2 separate regions of the Homo sapiens genome follow, and region 1 is linked to region 2. A link is a loop called in an ENCODE intact Hi-C map of the cell type or tissue named here. Cell type or tissue: dorsolateral prefrontal cortex. All regions are shown on one strand.

Evidence for each region. Hi-C counts contacts between places; a loop is a spot of excess contacts. Peaks named below come from ENCODE experiments on the same cell type or tissue, not always from the same donor. Only the 100,000 strongest peaks of a DNase experiment are listed, where the experiment ranks them.
Region 1: it touches region 2 in a loop (12-fold over the local background); 104 of 110 quality-filtered maps call a loop at or near these places.

What each region holds. Positions count from the first base shown.
Region 1 is chr15:57,336,407-57,344,406 of GRCh38, forward strand. No RefSeq gene overlaps it. Among named protein-coding and RNA genes, the nearest start is that of LINC01413, 21 kb to the left of the region's middle. In dorsolateral prefrontal cortex, CTCF peaks have their summits at 4,440 (motif pointing right) and 4,642; a DNase peak (open chromatin) is centred at 4,475; H3K27ac peaks cover 573 bases.
Region 2 is chr15:57,524,235-57,532,234 of GRCh38, forward strand. CGNL1 (cingulin like 1) reads left to right here. Exons shown (of 19, transcript NM_032866.5): 12 at 347-517; 13 at 4,420-4,581; 14 at 7,456-7,545. Among named protein-coding and RNA genes, the nearest start is that of GCOM1, 64 kb to the right of the region's middle. RefSeq lists an enhancer at 3,056-3,639. In dorsolateral prefrontal cortex, CTCF peaks have their summits at 3,446 (motif pointing left) and 3,647; a DNase peak (open chromatin) is centred at 3,363; H3K27ac peaks cover 3,687 bases.

The DNA of each region.
Region 1 (8,000 bases), 190 kb before region 2:
TGGCCTCCCAAAGTATTGATGTTACAGGTGTGAGCCACCGCAACTGGCCCCAAATACACTTCTGTTAAAGAATGGGTATTACTACTTTTCAAATTGTTATGTGACAAGAGAGAAAACTATTCTTTTGAATCCAATAACCATAGCCCTCCAAGCTTATGAAAAACTTCTCCTATTCGATTGTATCTTATAATGCGTGCTCTGTTTTCCTGAGGAGGTCCAGGGTCTGGATCCTTATATCGGTTCCTTATCAAGAAGATGCGTGTTATTACGTAGCAATTTGCCAGTGAGACTCAGGAGGGCTGTGACTTTCTTGAGACCAAATGGCCATGTGATCTGGAACCAGGTGGAACCTCCATGCCTGAATCTAAAGGGTTCTCCAATCTGGCTGCATGAGAATCACCAGGGGAACTTTCACCACCACCAGCCTTCCAAGCACCACCCCCAGAGAGTCATTCCACTGGTGGGGATCCCAGGTGATTGTAATGGCCCGGGAGTTGGGAACCACTGCTCGGAAGCCAGATTGCAAGCCCTCTCTGGCCTGGGGGCAGAGGAGCCTCCTGGCTCTGCCGGTTACTCGCTGTGTGATTTGAGGTACATCTCTGGTCTTCAGTTTCTTCATTTGCAAGAAGAGAGATCCCTTCCAAGGTCTATTTCTATATGGGATCTGTGAGTTACTCGGCATCGAGAAGATGTTTGGGAAGGCCTCCTGGAGGAGCAGCATGAACATGGACTTGGACTGTGGCCCTTCCCATATCGGGCTACAGGGAGGGAGGGCAAGACCCTGCACCAGGTACCTAGTCAACGGTCGCTGTCCTCTGCACTCCACAGTCCTAGGGGTACTCTTGCTGGGGTGGAAGTCGCGACCTCCTCTGAGGGTGAATGGGCAGGGCCCACGTCTGCACCTCTCTTAACAGCCCTTTTAGGCCAAGGGGGCTGCAAATGCCTGAGGCTGTTAGGTCTTCAGGGCCAGCCTTGGGCTTCTGTGGCTCAGGAGCAGGGAGAGGGCGGCCCCAGCCCTCCGGGCTCAGCTCTGGAGGGGCTGAAAGATGGGAGCCCTGAGCTGGCAGGACCTGGAAGATGGTGTCCTCTCCATAAAACAATTCCCAAAGCCTTTCTTTGTCTTCATTTCCTGATCATGAAAAATACGTTACAGAACAAATAGAACTATGTTTATACTTCCCAAATTATGAAGGTGATTTCACGTTTTTTGGTGGGTTTTTGGTGTGCGATGGAGTTTGTTTTTCTTCTGGGACATTTTGGGCCTCGCTGCAACATGAAGGTGGGATGTTGGGGGCACCGGAGGATTTACCCTCTCTAGGCTGTGCTGGTTACTATAGTGGAGGGTCTCAGAGAGCTCCAGGCTGGGGCAGGAGGAGGGTGATTATGGCTCTGAGAATAAGAGAACAGGTGAGCCAAGCCATGGAGAAAAACTGAAGTCCTCACCTGCCAGGAGAGAAGCCATGGTGGGCACCTGCTGATTGTGGCCTGAGGGGCCGCCCTCCACAGTTCCCGTGAGCCTTGTGTGGTCAGGCGTCCCCTGACCTTTCTAACTGAAACCAGGGGAAAGCTGTTCCCCGGCGGAGCAGCAGGCGTCCCTGTCAGAGCCACCGGCTTTCTCCCTGTGACTCACGGCTGCTTCCTCCTGGTCATCTGGTCCAGGGCAGGCCTAGAGGATGTGTGTTGACTGACCATGTTCCTGCTAAAAATATGGGTCCTGGAGTCAGAATTTCTTGCTGTGAAAAGCACTTCCTGCAGGCAGGGTGCCTCAGGAAGCAGGTCATAACATTGTTTTTCTGAGCCTTTCTCTTCTTGTGTGGGGTCTCTATATTCAGAGTCTATAAACATGAACAAATGTATGTACGGTGGCCAGGAAAGCGGGAAACAGGTGGCGGTGCTCACGGGGCAGCACTGGACTGGGGAATGCTTTCAGCAGCTCCCCCCGTGGGCGTGTCAGTGTGGACTCCCTCCAAGACACTCTGGCGCAAGGGCCATTGATTTTCTTTTTCTTTGTTTCTTTGTTTCTTTTTTCTTTTTTTTTTTTTGTAAGACAGAGTCTCACTCTGTCGCCCAGGCTGGAGTGCAGTGGTGCAATCTCAGCTCACTGCAATCTCTGCCTCCCAGGTTCAGAGATTCTCATGCCTCAGCCACCCAAGTAGTTGGGATTACAGGTGCATGCCACCATGCCCAGCTAATTTTTGTATTTTTAATACAGACAGGGTTTCACCATGTTGGCCAGGCTGGTCTCAAATGCCTGACTTCAAGTGATCCGCCCGCCTCGGCCTCCCGAAGTGCTGGGATTACAGGCGTGAGCCAACACACCTGGCCTTCTTTGGTTTTCTAGCTCCCATCTACTCAGCATGGGCGGAAATCCAATTTGTTGTGCTTCCTGGCTTCTGGGGTCCTGTGGACCTGACAGGGTCTTGCACCATTCAGAGAACTGGCTCTCCGGGCCTCAGGACGCCCTGAGCACTGCTCAGAGGTTCACTCTTCAGTCACTGTGGTCCCCGGGAGCAGTGCTGATGAGTTGAAGCTCAGCCTCTGGGTATTCATGCTCCACCCCCTGAGCAGCCTTGGACACCCTTCCCCCTCACTCCTCACCATTTGCTGAGACCACCACCCCTGCCCCCCTATCTATCCCAGCCTCTTCAACTAAAGCTGCCAATCTCACGCCCTGCTCCTCTGGGACCACCTCTCCCCACACCCCATGGGCCTGAAACATAAGAGTTCTTTACTTGGGGGGTTGGGGGTGGGTGAGAACACTCAGCCCTTCAGAAACACACAGCAGCCTCTTCTCCCCAGAATCAGGAGGGGAAGGGAGAAAGGGGAAGGAAGATGCTTGATATAGTTTGGATATTTGTCCTCGCCCAAATCTCAGGTTGCATTGTGATCCCCAGTGATGGAGGTGGGATCTGGTGGGAGGTGTTGGGATCATGGGAGCCGATCCCTCATGGCTTGGTGCTGTCCTCATCATAGTGAGTGAATTCTTGTGAGACCTGGTCATTGAAGAGTCTGTGGCACCCCCCACCACCAGCTGTCTCTCTTGTTCCTGCTTTTGCCATGTGGCGTGCCTGCTCCCCCTTCACCTTCTGCCATGATCATAAGCTTCCTGAGGCCTCCTCAGAAGATGAGCAGATGTTGGGGCCATGCTTCCTTACAGCCTGGAGAACTGTGAGCCAATTAAACCTCTTTTCTAGCCAGGCACGGTGGCTCATGCCCGTAATCCCAGCACTTTGGGAGGCCAAGGCAGGCGGATCCCCTGAGGTTGGGAGTTTGAGACCAGTCTGACCAACATGGAGAAACTCTGTCTCTACTAAAAATACGAAATTAGCCGGGCATGGTGGCCCATGCCTGTAATCCCAGCTACTCAGGAGGCTGAGGCAGGAGAATTGCTTGAACCTGGGAGGCAGAGGTTGCAGTGAGCCAAGATCTCACCATTGCACTCCAGCCTGGGCAATAAGAGTGAAACTCTGTCTCAAAACAAACCAAAAACAAAAGAACTTCTCTTTTCTTATAAATTACCCAGTCTCAGGTATTCCTTTATAGTAATGCAAGAACAGCCTCTTACGCTTCATTTGTCTCTGGGAATATAGAGTAAAACAGCAGCCAAATAACACTCCAAAACAAAACAAAACAAAACATCCCAGAAGACGAATTGTAGTTTAGTTTTTTTTTTTTTGTTTTACTAAGTAGCTCCCCTTGTTACGTTAGCCTCGTTTTACAGACGAAGAACCCAGGGCTAAGAGGGTTCCTTGGGCTGCCATGTGGCACTGGGTGGGGGTTTATGGAGGTCATGGCCCCATGTCTATGCTCTCAATCTGACCAGCGTAGGCATCAGGGTGGGCACTGCCCTGCACAGAGGCCCAAGGGTGGTCCTGACCATGTTGCCCAGGATGGTCTCAACTCATCTGCTGAGAGATGGCCTCCATCACAACCTTAGCCTCTGCTGGCAAACAGGTGGAAAGGAACCAAAAGACAAGTAAATCCCAGCCATTAAAGGTAGAGCTGGCTGAGCCTCCTTCAGAGAATGCATGATGGTGACACACACCTCCACAACACCCAGGCTTGATTTATGGACGCAGATGTGCATATATCACCTCCTGTAATCCTCACAAGAATCCTATTATTTCCATTCTCCAGATCATAAAATGGGCATGCAGATGTTGAGTAACTTTACCAAATCCTATAACTAGTAAGTTGCCGAAAATGGGATCTGAACCCAAATCCCTTAAGTCCAGTGTTCTTTCCATAATATATCAGTGAATATAGCTGAGATTTCATTTTTTAGACAGATAAAAATCAAGAGAGGTGAGTACCAACGTTTGCACTTTTCATTTGACAATAATAGACAACAAGGAAACCAATTTGAAATTTCAGTCTCTCTTTAGGAACTTAAAGATGAAGAAAAACTAGGAGAGTGGTTATTCTACAAAGTACCATCAGGTGGCACCATTGCACAGCGGCTGCATATCCCCAAGGTTCAACTCAACAGAAGGGCCAGCTCAGTCTGGCCAGCTGCGACCCCACCCTGGCCATGGCATGTCCCCGCCCCACACCTTTACTAATATGATGTCAAGATCTGATGTGTGAATAAGAAACGTAGCATCCCATGTCTCAGTTAGCTGCTGTCCATGTACTAGTCCATCTATTTTTGTCTGGTAACTATTTTAAGTTATCTTGACCTTGTTAAATGTTTTAACAGGATCTGATCTGTCTCTGAAAACATTGCACTCTCTTGTCTGGAGGTGCAGGGACAGGAAGGAAACCTTTAATCAAGGTCCCCCTTGGCCTGAGATGATGGTGGGATAGGTGTGGGGTCTAGATTGAAGGTGGAGGGGTCAGAAGTCATGCAAGGGCAGTGGTGGGTTTGACTGGACGTTTGGGGCCAGGCAGGCAGCTTTGCACAGTGCATCCTTTGCCTCTGTATGGGGTCGGGAGCTTGGAAAGCTTTGGGGGTGGGGGTGGGTGGGTAATGAACACTTCTCACACTGTTTTCTGTTTTGTTTTTGTTTTGTTTTGTTTTGTTTTGAGACAGGGTCTCGCTGTGTCACCCAGCTGGAATGCAGTGGCACAATCCTGGCTCACTGCAACCTCTGCCTCCCGTGTTCAAGTGATCCTCCTGTGTCAGCCTCCTGAGTAGCTGGGACCACAGGCGTGCACCACCATGTCTGGCTAATTTTGTTTTGTTTTGTATTTTTTGTAGAGACGGGGTTTTGCCATGTTGCCCAGGATGGTCTCAAACTCCTGGGCTTAAGCAGTCTGCCCGCCTTGGCCTCCCAAAGTGTTGAGATTACAGGCATGAGCCAGTGTCCCCAGCCCCAGTTAGTTTTATAATGCTGCATGAAATCTAGATTATTTGAAAATACCACATAAAAATAATTGCTATGACATTTAAATATAGTGACAATGAAGTTCATAACAGAATTTGTATTAGAGTATTATTATTGCATAACACAAAAATTTGCCTTCTGTACAATCTCTTACACGGAAACATAAAATGTCAAGAATTTTCTGTAAGGAAACATAAAAGTAGATTAGCTACAAGTAAGACTAATAAACATAGCATACCTTTTATACATTGTAGAAATAGTTATTTTTTATTCAATAATTTGAATGTAAAGGGCTTTGAATTGTTTTTGTTTTGTATGTTACCAATAACTTGAAGCTGTTTCAAGCTGTTAAATCTAAATTCTAGTCTCTGTAGAGATTATACCGGTTCCCACATGTGTCATGGGATGCCTTGTGCCCCTCCAAAATTCATATGTTCAAGTCCCAACCCCCAGTACCTCCGAATGTGACTGTATTTGGTGCTAGGTTCTTTAAAGAAATAATTAACCCTTTTCCTGTTTAGGAAAAAAAAAAGTGCAGCCCACTGCCAGCATTTTTTTTTTTTTTTGAGACAGAGTCTTGCTCTGTTGCCCAGGTTGGGGTTCCATGGCACAATCTTGGCTCACTGCAACCTCTGCCCCTCAAGTTCAAATGATTCTCCTGCCTCAGCTTCCTGAGAAGCTGGGACCACAGGCATGCACCACCACATCTGGCTAATATATATGTATTTTTTGTAGAGACGGGGTTTCGCCATGCTGCCCAGGCTGGTGTCAAACTCCTGACCTCAAGTGATCTGTCCACCTCAGCCTCCCAAAGTGCTGGGATTATAGGCATGAGCCACCGTGCTTGGCCAGAGCTCATTTAATTTTACATAAACCAACCTGACTGATTTTCAATGTGAAAGTAAAATTTAAAAACTGTTCTTGGAGTTATGTGTAAACAGAACTAACATCAAAATCATCTCAATCATCAGAATCGTCTATTTCAGAAAAATAGGATTAATCAAATGAATCTTTGGCCAACAACTCTTTGAGAATGATCACATAGGAATGCTATGTTTTCTCGGATTTGACATTTTCAGCGATCGAGAATTACTATATTTTCTAAATGGAAATGCCACTACTAAAGACAGAACGCTATACCTAGAATGATGTCTTATACGTAGAATGATGTCTTTTGTTTCCAAAGTTGATACACTAAAGCAAAGTGAAAATAATAAAAGGGAGATGTTTTGTGACCAAATTACTTTGGGGTAAACGCTGCAGCCGCAAGAGCTGCTGGTGAGTGTTCTTGGGGCAAACAGGAAAAGAGTTAAGGGAAAAATTTAGGTCCTGTGGATGGGCTCTAATCCAATATGATTGGTGTCCTTATAAGAAGAGGAGATCAGGGCACAACGCACAGACAGCGGGGACCACGTGAAGACACAGGGAGAAGACTGCATCTACAAGCCAAGGAGAGACCAACCCCGGCGGCCCCTGATCTCAGACTTGTGGCCTCCAGCACTGGTGCTCAGCCACCCCGGCTGTTCCCTCATGACGGCAGCCCCAGCAGATGAATACCCTGAGTTGTGCAGGCTGACAGGGAAGAGGCAATGAGGAGAGAGGGAGCTAAGACAGCTTCTTTCAATGATAAATCCCTTTTCCCAGAATAATCTGTACCTGTCTTCTTAAAGTAGCTCTTTGCACCAAAAGGGAGGATAATGAATTTTCAAATTGCAAACAGGTTCATTTGTTTCTACAAAACTGTATGTGGCCTAAAAGTGACAGTCATCCTCCTGAGAGAGTCCCCCGTCTTCTAGACAGGACTGGCCCGTGCTAACCAAAGCTGGGCTCTGGCAGGGACTCCAATTTGGGAAGATAAATGAGCAGGCGTGGCTGGCCCCTGAGCCACAGCTGAGCTCTCATGGAAGCGTCAGAAACAAGTACAGGCAACCCCAGGGACTTGGGCAAGGCCAGCCAGATGGTGAGGTGACCCCCAGGGCCCTGCAGCCACAGTGAAATTGACAAGGACCTGGAGCAGGGACTGAAGACCCCTGTGGGCAGGAACAAATGCTGCAGCTGGGCAGGGGATGGGGCAGGCCTGTAGGAAGCCAGATCCCACCTGGGCTCCCCACTCAGAGATGGATCAGAGGCCAGGCTGACCCGTGACCTCACACGGGAGGCCACACTTGGCCCGTGCTCTAATTTGTATTTATTTTTTATTGTTGTGGCGATGGGGTTTGCTGTGTTTCCCAGGCTAATCTCAGACTCCTGGACTCAAACAATCTGCCCACTTTGGCCTCCCAAAAGTGTTGGGATTACAGGCGTGAGCCGCCGAGCCCAGTCCAGTGCTCTATTTTGAAAACAATAGTTAACTACTAACTGTTTTTAAATAAATAGTTGATGGACTGAATAGCACTTTTTCAAAAATTGGCTTTATGTAGACTAGATTCTAACATGCAAAGAAAATATTTTGGGCGGTGGGGGTGGGGGGACCTCTAGAATTTATAGCTCTAAATGTATTAGGTTCTCAGGCCAGGGAGAAAAATTCACTGTTTTAGAGCAATATTACTTGGCAGGCAATGTTCTACTGGCATCACTGCATACGGGTACCTCAACTTCTCCTACAATAAAACCTTATTAATTTGATATCAAAGAACAAAAAGAAAAATTCTCCAACCCCCGCTGGTCTTTGCA
Region 2 (8,000 bases):
CAACAACCCTGTAAGGTAGATATGATTTCGGTGTTTCCAGTGTGGACATGGCCAGGGCCCAGAGAGGTTAACGACGTGCCCCAGTCATGTACTGGTAAGTGGCACAGCAGCCCTAGGACCCTGAGGCTGTGTGCCTGGCTCCAAAGGACGTGCCTGCTCACTCCTCCATGCTGCTTCCAAGTCACAGGTGCCCACACCTGGCTGACTCAGGATCAGGTGCTGGGCCATCTTTGAGGGGGCCATAGAAGAAAGGGAGAAGAGGAGATGTGCTGTGTGTTGAAATGGGACCCAGACCCTGGTCTCAGAGCATCCCAGGGTGGGCTCACACCCGTGTCACTTCTTCTAGATGGCAGACATTGTTGAGGCCTCCCGTACCTCAACCCTGGAGCTCCAGAACCAGCTGGATGAGTATAAGGAGAAAAACCGCAGGGAGCTCGCAGAAATGCAAAGACAGTTGAAGGAGAAAACGCTGGAGGCAGAAAAGTCCCGACTGACAGCCATGAAAATGCAGGATGAGGTAATGCCTGGCCAGATAAGTTCTTCCTTTATCCCTTATTCAAAGTATCCTTTGCCCTGAAAGTCTTCTGTGAGGGACTTGGGGGTAGATTCGTGAGACAGCTTTGGTGCTTGACTCTTCATTCTTCACCTTCTGGATGGGTTCCGTGGGCAAATGGCATTCTGGAGCACAAAGGACCCACCGGCGGACTGTGAGGCTAAATGGACACAGCTTTAACCTGACCATTTTCTTGATGAATCTATAATTTTTTGCCTAAAATGTTTAGCTGCCATTTATGGAGCAGCCATGATGTGCCCAGCTGTGTCCAGATGATTTATTTATATGCTTTCATGTTTTAATTTAATCCTAGAATAGGGATTACAGTAACTGACTGTTTTTTGGCCATTGATTTTTGAAAATACAGACTTTTATTGGCATGAGGGTGGCGGACAAGAGTTTCACAACAACAATAATGGCGAGTAAAAGAAATCCTCAGGAATTTATGAGTATTGAAATGATTAAAACATTCGTTTTATATTTAAGAATAATTGAGCAAAGAAACCCAAATGCTAGCTCCCTTCAGGCTTGGCCTCTCAAGAACTGAGAAAAAGAAAGGGGATGTTTTTGATTGTTTTAATGGAAAGCCGGAGGCTTCAAAATGTAAGCACAGCCTATGCTGATTTCTAGCTATACCTCTTGCCAACTGGGTCACCTTGAGCAACTTAACCCCAGTTTTCTGAGCATATGTTTCTACCTCTTTAAAAATATACCAAATATTAGTGACTTAATTAAATGAGTTAATATGTGAGACTGTGTAGCAGCGAGTCTGTACATCCCGGACACTTCATAAATATTAATTTCCTTTTCTTTAATTTTAGGGGCTTATTTTTCATGAACAGTGCCGAGAGCACCAAGATTCCACAGGAAAACATTTTTTTCTTTAAAAAACAAACTTTAATTTCTTTGATGATCAAAGAAAAGTCACCCATGAGTCAGTGCTGAAACTGTGTAAAAGAACAATAGATATTTATTGCAGGCTTCTAGAACACTCTTGAAAGGCCCCTGATAATGGATCCCCTTTGGCTCAGGGTTATGTGATACAGGACTCCAAGTAAGCAGTGAAATTAGCGCACTGACATCACAGTTCTCTTTGGTATTAAAAAAAAAAAAATCACATTCATTACTACAGCACAGAGGCAGAAGGATTCAGGTATCTGCCAGAACACCAACAAGCACCTGGTCTGATTTGACTTCAGAAGATCACAGTGTCACAATGACCCCTGAAAAGTACTTCCCGTTGCGTTTTATATAATGATTTTTATGATAGAATCCTTGGGTTGGAAAGAAACATAGAGATCCTCTAGTTAGATAAGGAAACTGAGGTCCAGAGAGACTAGTTAAGGCCAGATGGAGACCAGTATTGTTTATAAAAGAGCAGTCCTTCCAAAACAAAAAAAAAAAAGGATTCCTTGCAAGGAAAATAAAGATGGCCCTTCCTGGATTTTTCTCACTGATGCAGCCCTGTGAGACACTGTTTCCATGTGAGCAACAGACATGGACACCTCATCATTCTGCAGGGAAACTGCAGTGAGATACCACCCTTGACTAAGTTGGTAGAGTGATGGAGTTGTTTAAAACAAAAGTGAATTAACAAGCCAAGGTCTCTCTGGATCCTTAAAAAACTCAGGCTCAACTCTGTTCACTGCCCCTCTGCTTGTGTTTTGATTGAGCTGGTTGAAGATCTTGGTTAAAAAAAAACCCCAAAAGCTACAGGAGTCCGTTCTAAGTGCTGTAATAGTGGCTGCCTTTGCTTTGAGAGAAATAGGCATTTTTCACCCATTCTACCTCTGATAAGCATGATCTTTAGAGAATCGAGACTTAGTGATTACCATTGTTCAGTTTATTTTCTACATCTCTTTTAGCAAAGGGTGATTTTAACTACTTAAAGGTAGCACTAGGAAGTTCAAAAGTTGTTTGCTTGCTTATGATTCAGGATACATTGTTCACAGACACCATGCTAGTTAATCTCTTCTGCCGGCCCTCGTCAAGGACTCTGAGTATGATGGGGCCCTTACCGGGTGTTAGGAGGGACCTGCTGGGTGTGGAAGGTGGGGCTGTGCTGAGCAGTGGAGGAGGGCACGCTGGGCATTGGGAAGGGGGACAGGAAGGAAACGCAGGCTGCACATTTGCCTGTCATTCTTTCTGACCCTCACACTCATGTTCTTTCTGGGTATCATCTCATTTGATTCTCATAATAGCTTTAGAAGGCTGATTTTATAATTATCCCAATTTTGTGAATGAGGAAACTGAGTCATAGAGCGTTTTTGTTTTTTGTTTTTTTAACGCTCTGGAATATAGCACATCCTCTGTATCCAGAAAATGTCCCATCACTGTTTTCCATGGGGTGATTTTCATTCTGTGCTTTCATGTACTTTCTGTCATGGTAACCACTAAAACCAGATGTGGGTCTTCATCTGGAGATGTCATCTTCAAGGCTAGGCTGTTCTCTTAGAAATGCCCAGTGCTCCTGTCAGCCTCCCAGAGAAGAACACATTTCCTCAAGCTTTTCCACGGGTTCTCCAAAGCTGTCCTCAACTACTGGGGCTTTCCAACTCTTCTGTGCCAGACACTGCAGAAGGGTGGCATTCTGTAGCGGAGATGGCCATTCACTTTCATATACTCTGAAGGAAACAGACCCCCTGGTGTATTATTCTATTCATGAGACTAGCTCTACTCAATACTAGTACCAACTCCAAGAGGGTAGGACACTTAGAACAAAGCAGACAGCCTGCGGCTTCACCAGATCAGCCCACACAGATGTTTAAGGAAGACCTACTGTGCCCTGAGCTGGCTGGTCTCCCCAGGGAGCTTCTAGAGAAGTTCAAGACACTGACTGGCCCTTGTGAATCAAGCTGTTTTGTCTGTTGCGCTTTCTTCAAAGCTGTTAGTTGAGTGCCACCTTGTGGATGGAAAAAACAACAACATTATAAATTAAGCTAGCTAATCATGTTCTTCTACAAAGCAGTGGCTTTCCCTAATGTGCCTGTGTATGTTGTTAGGTTTTTTGCCAGTAGGTTGCTTTGCGGTCATTAATTCAGTTGTGTGTTCTTTTTCACTGAGTTGAAACCTCTTTTGAGGTGACAGTGATACAGGTAGACAATAAATTACCCCCTGGGAAACATGTATTTAGTTAAGGGGCTCTCGAGAGGTTTTAACATGACCTAGTAAAAACGACATTTTGCATTCAGCTGAGCACGGTGGCTCATGCCTGCAATCCCAATACTTTGGGAGACTGAGGCGGGCATCACCTGAGTTGAGAAGTTCGAGACCAGCCTGGCCACCATGGTGAAGCTCCATCTGTACTAAAAATACAAAAATTAGCTCAGTGTGGTGGCATGCACCTGTAATCCCAGCTACTTGGGAGGCTGAGGCAGGAGAATTGTTTGAACTCAGGAGATGGAGGCTGCAGTTAGCCAAGATCGCACCACTGCACACCAGCCTGGGCAACAAAGCAAGACTCCATCTCAAAAAAAAAAGACAAAAAAAAACTATATCTTGCAACCCAGGAATACACGCATCTGCACAAATATATGAATGTCTAGCACAAAAGATTTGCAAATCAATATTTGCTAATACTCTGCTATTTTTTTCTGTTCTATTTAATTAAAAAATGCTGGTCAATATCTACCAAATAGAATTTGTAACCTAATAGGTTGCTGCCTGTAGCTGGAAAACCTCCTCTTTTTACAAAAAGGAAAGTAAGGCCCAGAGGGAGGTAGGACTTGCTCAAGGTCTTCTGATCTCCCATATTGTGGGAGTCCAGCTGATCTTCCTTTTGGTGGGGTCAGCCTGTGCACTGTCTGTGGAGGTCTCTATGCTCTTGATGCACCCCAGAAAACCATCCCAGCTGTCTCTCCTCCTAGATGCGTCTGATGGAGGAAGAGTTACGGGACTACCAGAGAGCTCAGGATGAAGCACTCACAAAAAGGCAGCTTCTGGAGCAGACGCTGAAGGACCTGGAGTATGAGCTGGAAGCCAAGAGTCACCTCAAAGATGACCGCAGCAGGCTGGTCAAGCAGATGGAGGTCTGTGGGCCGTACAGTGTGAGCTGGGGGACCTGCAGAGAGCGAGGCTGGGCCACGAGAGAAGCAGCCTCTTTGCTCTCAGCTCAGCCTTTGGGAAGTCTTGGATTTTTATTCTCTCCCACAGCTGGGTGTAGTGAGGTTATTTCTTGATTGAAGGAAGGGGCCAGTCATTTATAGACTCAGGACATCAGAGCTAGAAGGAATGATGGATATAAATTAGTCTAACATTCTCATTGTCTTGAGAGGAAATGGAACAGATTCTCAGGGACATTAGGTGATTTTGCCTAAGGGCACAGATAGTTCCTTTTCTGTTTGTTCTTTGGGGCAGTGCTTCCAGCTAACTAGAAGGAACCAGACTGCTGCATGTCCAGAGAGGAGCCTCCTAGGAATCATCATTCTTCATTTGCCACACCACATTCTCCATTCTTGCTTCCTGTTTCTGGCCCATTTTCCCTTAGAGGTTATTGGGCTTTGCCAGAGCTCGCAGCACACTGTGGCTCAATTTACTGTGGTATACATAGTATGTACATAGTCCAAGACAGCATATCAGAAAGTGCTGAATGCACTCACCAGATGGGGGTGATCTAGTCACAAGCTGAAAACACCACATATTAGAAAAATGTAAATGAAGTAACAGAATCTAAGTGTGAACAGTTCACTGAGGTTGACAAGAAGAACCTTAGAATCACTCCATCTGAACTTTTAAAAAAGAATAATTCTTAGGAGCAAAACTAACCCCCAGAAACACACACACACACACACACACACACACACACACACACACACACACACACGCCCCAGTAGAATTTAGAGAGAGGGAGAGACACTGAAAAAATGGAATTGAGAGAGACACTAAAAAATAGTCTCAGTCTTTTCAGAGAAGTTAAAATTGTCAAAGTTTTGATAAAAGACAGTGCTCAAGGCCATGGAGAGATGGCTTAAATTCAAAATCAATGGAATTCCTGATTCAACTTTGCAAATAAACAGAAATAATTTTCAAAACGTCCAGGGGACTTAGTAGCTGTTTATATCTAGGGAGTGTTGTTTAAGTCATTGAAGATTTTATTAGATGGGCCTCTTTTAGAGACTAGAATAACCTGATTACAGTTTTATTGCTCTTTTGTTGGACTGCTGTACATTTTGCTAATGTCCTGGCTCTGATCTCTTTAGGGGAGGTAATTCTAAGGCAAGCTAAGGTCAACCCACTTAACTAGAAACTGATTATTCTAGGGCCTTAAACAACCTGGCTCAAAACAAGCTAAAGCCCCTTCAGGCAGTGGAGGAAGAACCTTTGGAGTAATGGCCCTGGCCGGCACCCTTAACACTCCTGCTGGGTTCTGTGCAGTATGGCTTTTAGGCAAGAAGACAGTCTTATAAAGAGGTGCTTTTAGCTGGTGATTGGGTTGTTAGGTCATTTCCACTGCTATATCCTGACTAAAGAGATCGTTTCCTTTGGCCGACTTAGGTCTAGAAGGAGTGGCATAGCTAAGCTTCATTTGCCCCTTTGCAATATTTAGCTATTTTCTCATTAATTACAAAATGAATGGCTCTGAAGACCCTGCTACCATGAGATGCGCTTGAGGGGTGTTTCGTCCCCTAAGAGGCGGCAAGCAGGACCGTCTTGCTGTGACTACGTCTTGCCTGCTCCTTCACTAGCACTTAAATTAATTTTCAAGACTCAAGAGCTCTCCTAACGACGGACATTTTCTGTAAACTCAGGTGGCTGTTGTATGTAAATGCAGCTCTTGTGGATCCTGAGTGATGTCTGACTATAGTGAGACTGGTCTTGGAGGCATCAGGAACCACTGAATAAACAGGAGGCTTCGGTGCAGGGCCCAGCTCCAATCCAAGTTGGCCTTAGAGATGCTTGGCTCCTGGGTGAGGGTTTTCTAACTTCCCTATAGGTTTTGATCACTACCTGGGGGCCGTTCACAGACAGTCACTCACTCACAAGAATCCTGGGTGTTTTATTGTGATAAATAGAATAATATTTAGGGATAGAGGTGCCCATTGCTTGTCAATCCACTTTGGCAATTGCAGAGACAATATTTATATACAAATGCTGCAGGTTCACATTTAAAACTTGGAATGCCAATTGCTTTTTAGCATTTGTGGCTCTGAGTTTACTTAGACCTATGACAGATTGGCTGGTGACAGGAGAAACACGTGCTCAAGGCTGACAACCCCCAGTTGTAAGTGGGGTGGTTTGTGTTAGAAGCCTCTTTTCTTCATACACAAAGCTGCTTTGAAATGTTTTTCTCTGAACACTCAATTAGGTTAGATTAGGAGCCAACAAAGAAACCACCAATTATTATTCTGAAGTGATGATGAGTTTAACAGAATTGGTTAGCACTGTCTTTTGGTTAATCCAATGCAGGTTTGGGAGTGCATCGTGCAAATGCATGCTGTTCCTTAGAAGGCTTAGAAGGCTGCTGTAGATTGACTCCTGCAAGGCTCTTGCAGACAAAAGATTGTCCGGAGCGTCAAGTGTTTTTTCCACATTGTCTTTTAACAGGCACTGGCTTGGGTAGATCTGTTTAAAGTTATTGATTCACAGGGAGAAACAGAGACTTGACAGAAACATGCTCAAATATCCTTAGTGTTTGCATTAGGGTTTGGGATAATGTTTTTTCTTCTTTTATGTGTTTTCTACATAAACATTTTATGTTACACATTTTACATTACAAGTCATGAAACACATAGTTTAAGAAATATCTGCTTTGGGCAATGTAAGAAATAGATATATTGTTTTTCCAAACTCTAATGGTAGTTAGCTCTCATTTGCCCTTAGGATTGTTTCTCTGTGGGGGAGCCTTTGCTGTTAATCCCGGTCAGTGCAAGTTAAGTCAACTGTGTTTGTGATTTCCTTCTTAGGACAAGGTGTCTCAACTGGAGATGGAACTGGAAGAAGAGAGAAACAACTCAGATTTGCTGTCTGAGAGGATCAGTAGGAGCAGGGAACAGGTACTATTCTATAGGTGAATGATGCGTGGATTGTCCTGTGTGAAAAAGGAACATGAGGGGTTAATCCTGGGGCTTCAGTTAAGTCCAGGAGAGAAAAATTCATGCCATCTAGAAATTGATGGAAGATTGAATAGTCATCACCATAGTGAGCTTCTAGGAGAGACTTTGACCAGATTACTTGTATTTTAGATTTTAAATTTTACTCCTTGGTCAGATTATTTCCTGATCTATACCTAGCATCATTTCAAGGTTTTTAGGTTTTGATTTCATCTTTTTCATTAAGAAAGTGCCAATGCTAGTCAAGAAAGAGTGAAGGGCTTTCTAAATGTTGATATACAGTTCGTCTAGCACCATTTCCAGGCTCTAGGCGTACAACTGGGTAAGTTGTCATTAAAAGCACATTCTATCATTAGAAGTTTCTACATGTATCCACAGGTGTCTTGTAAATGAAGGGC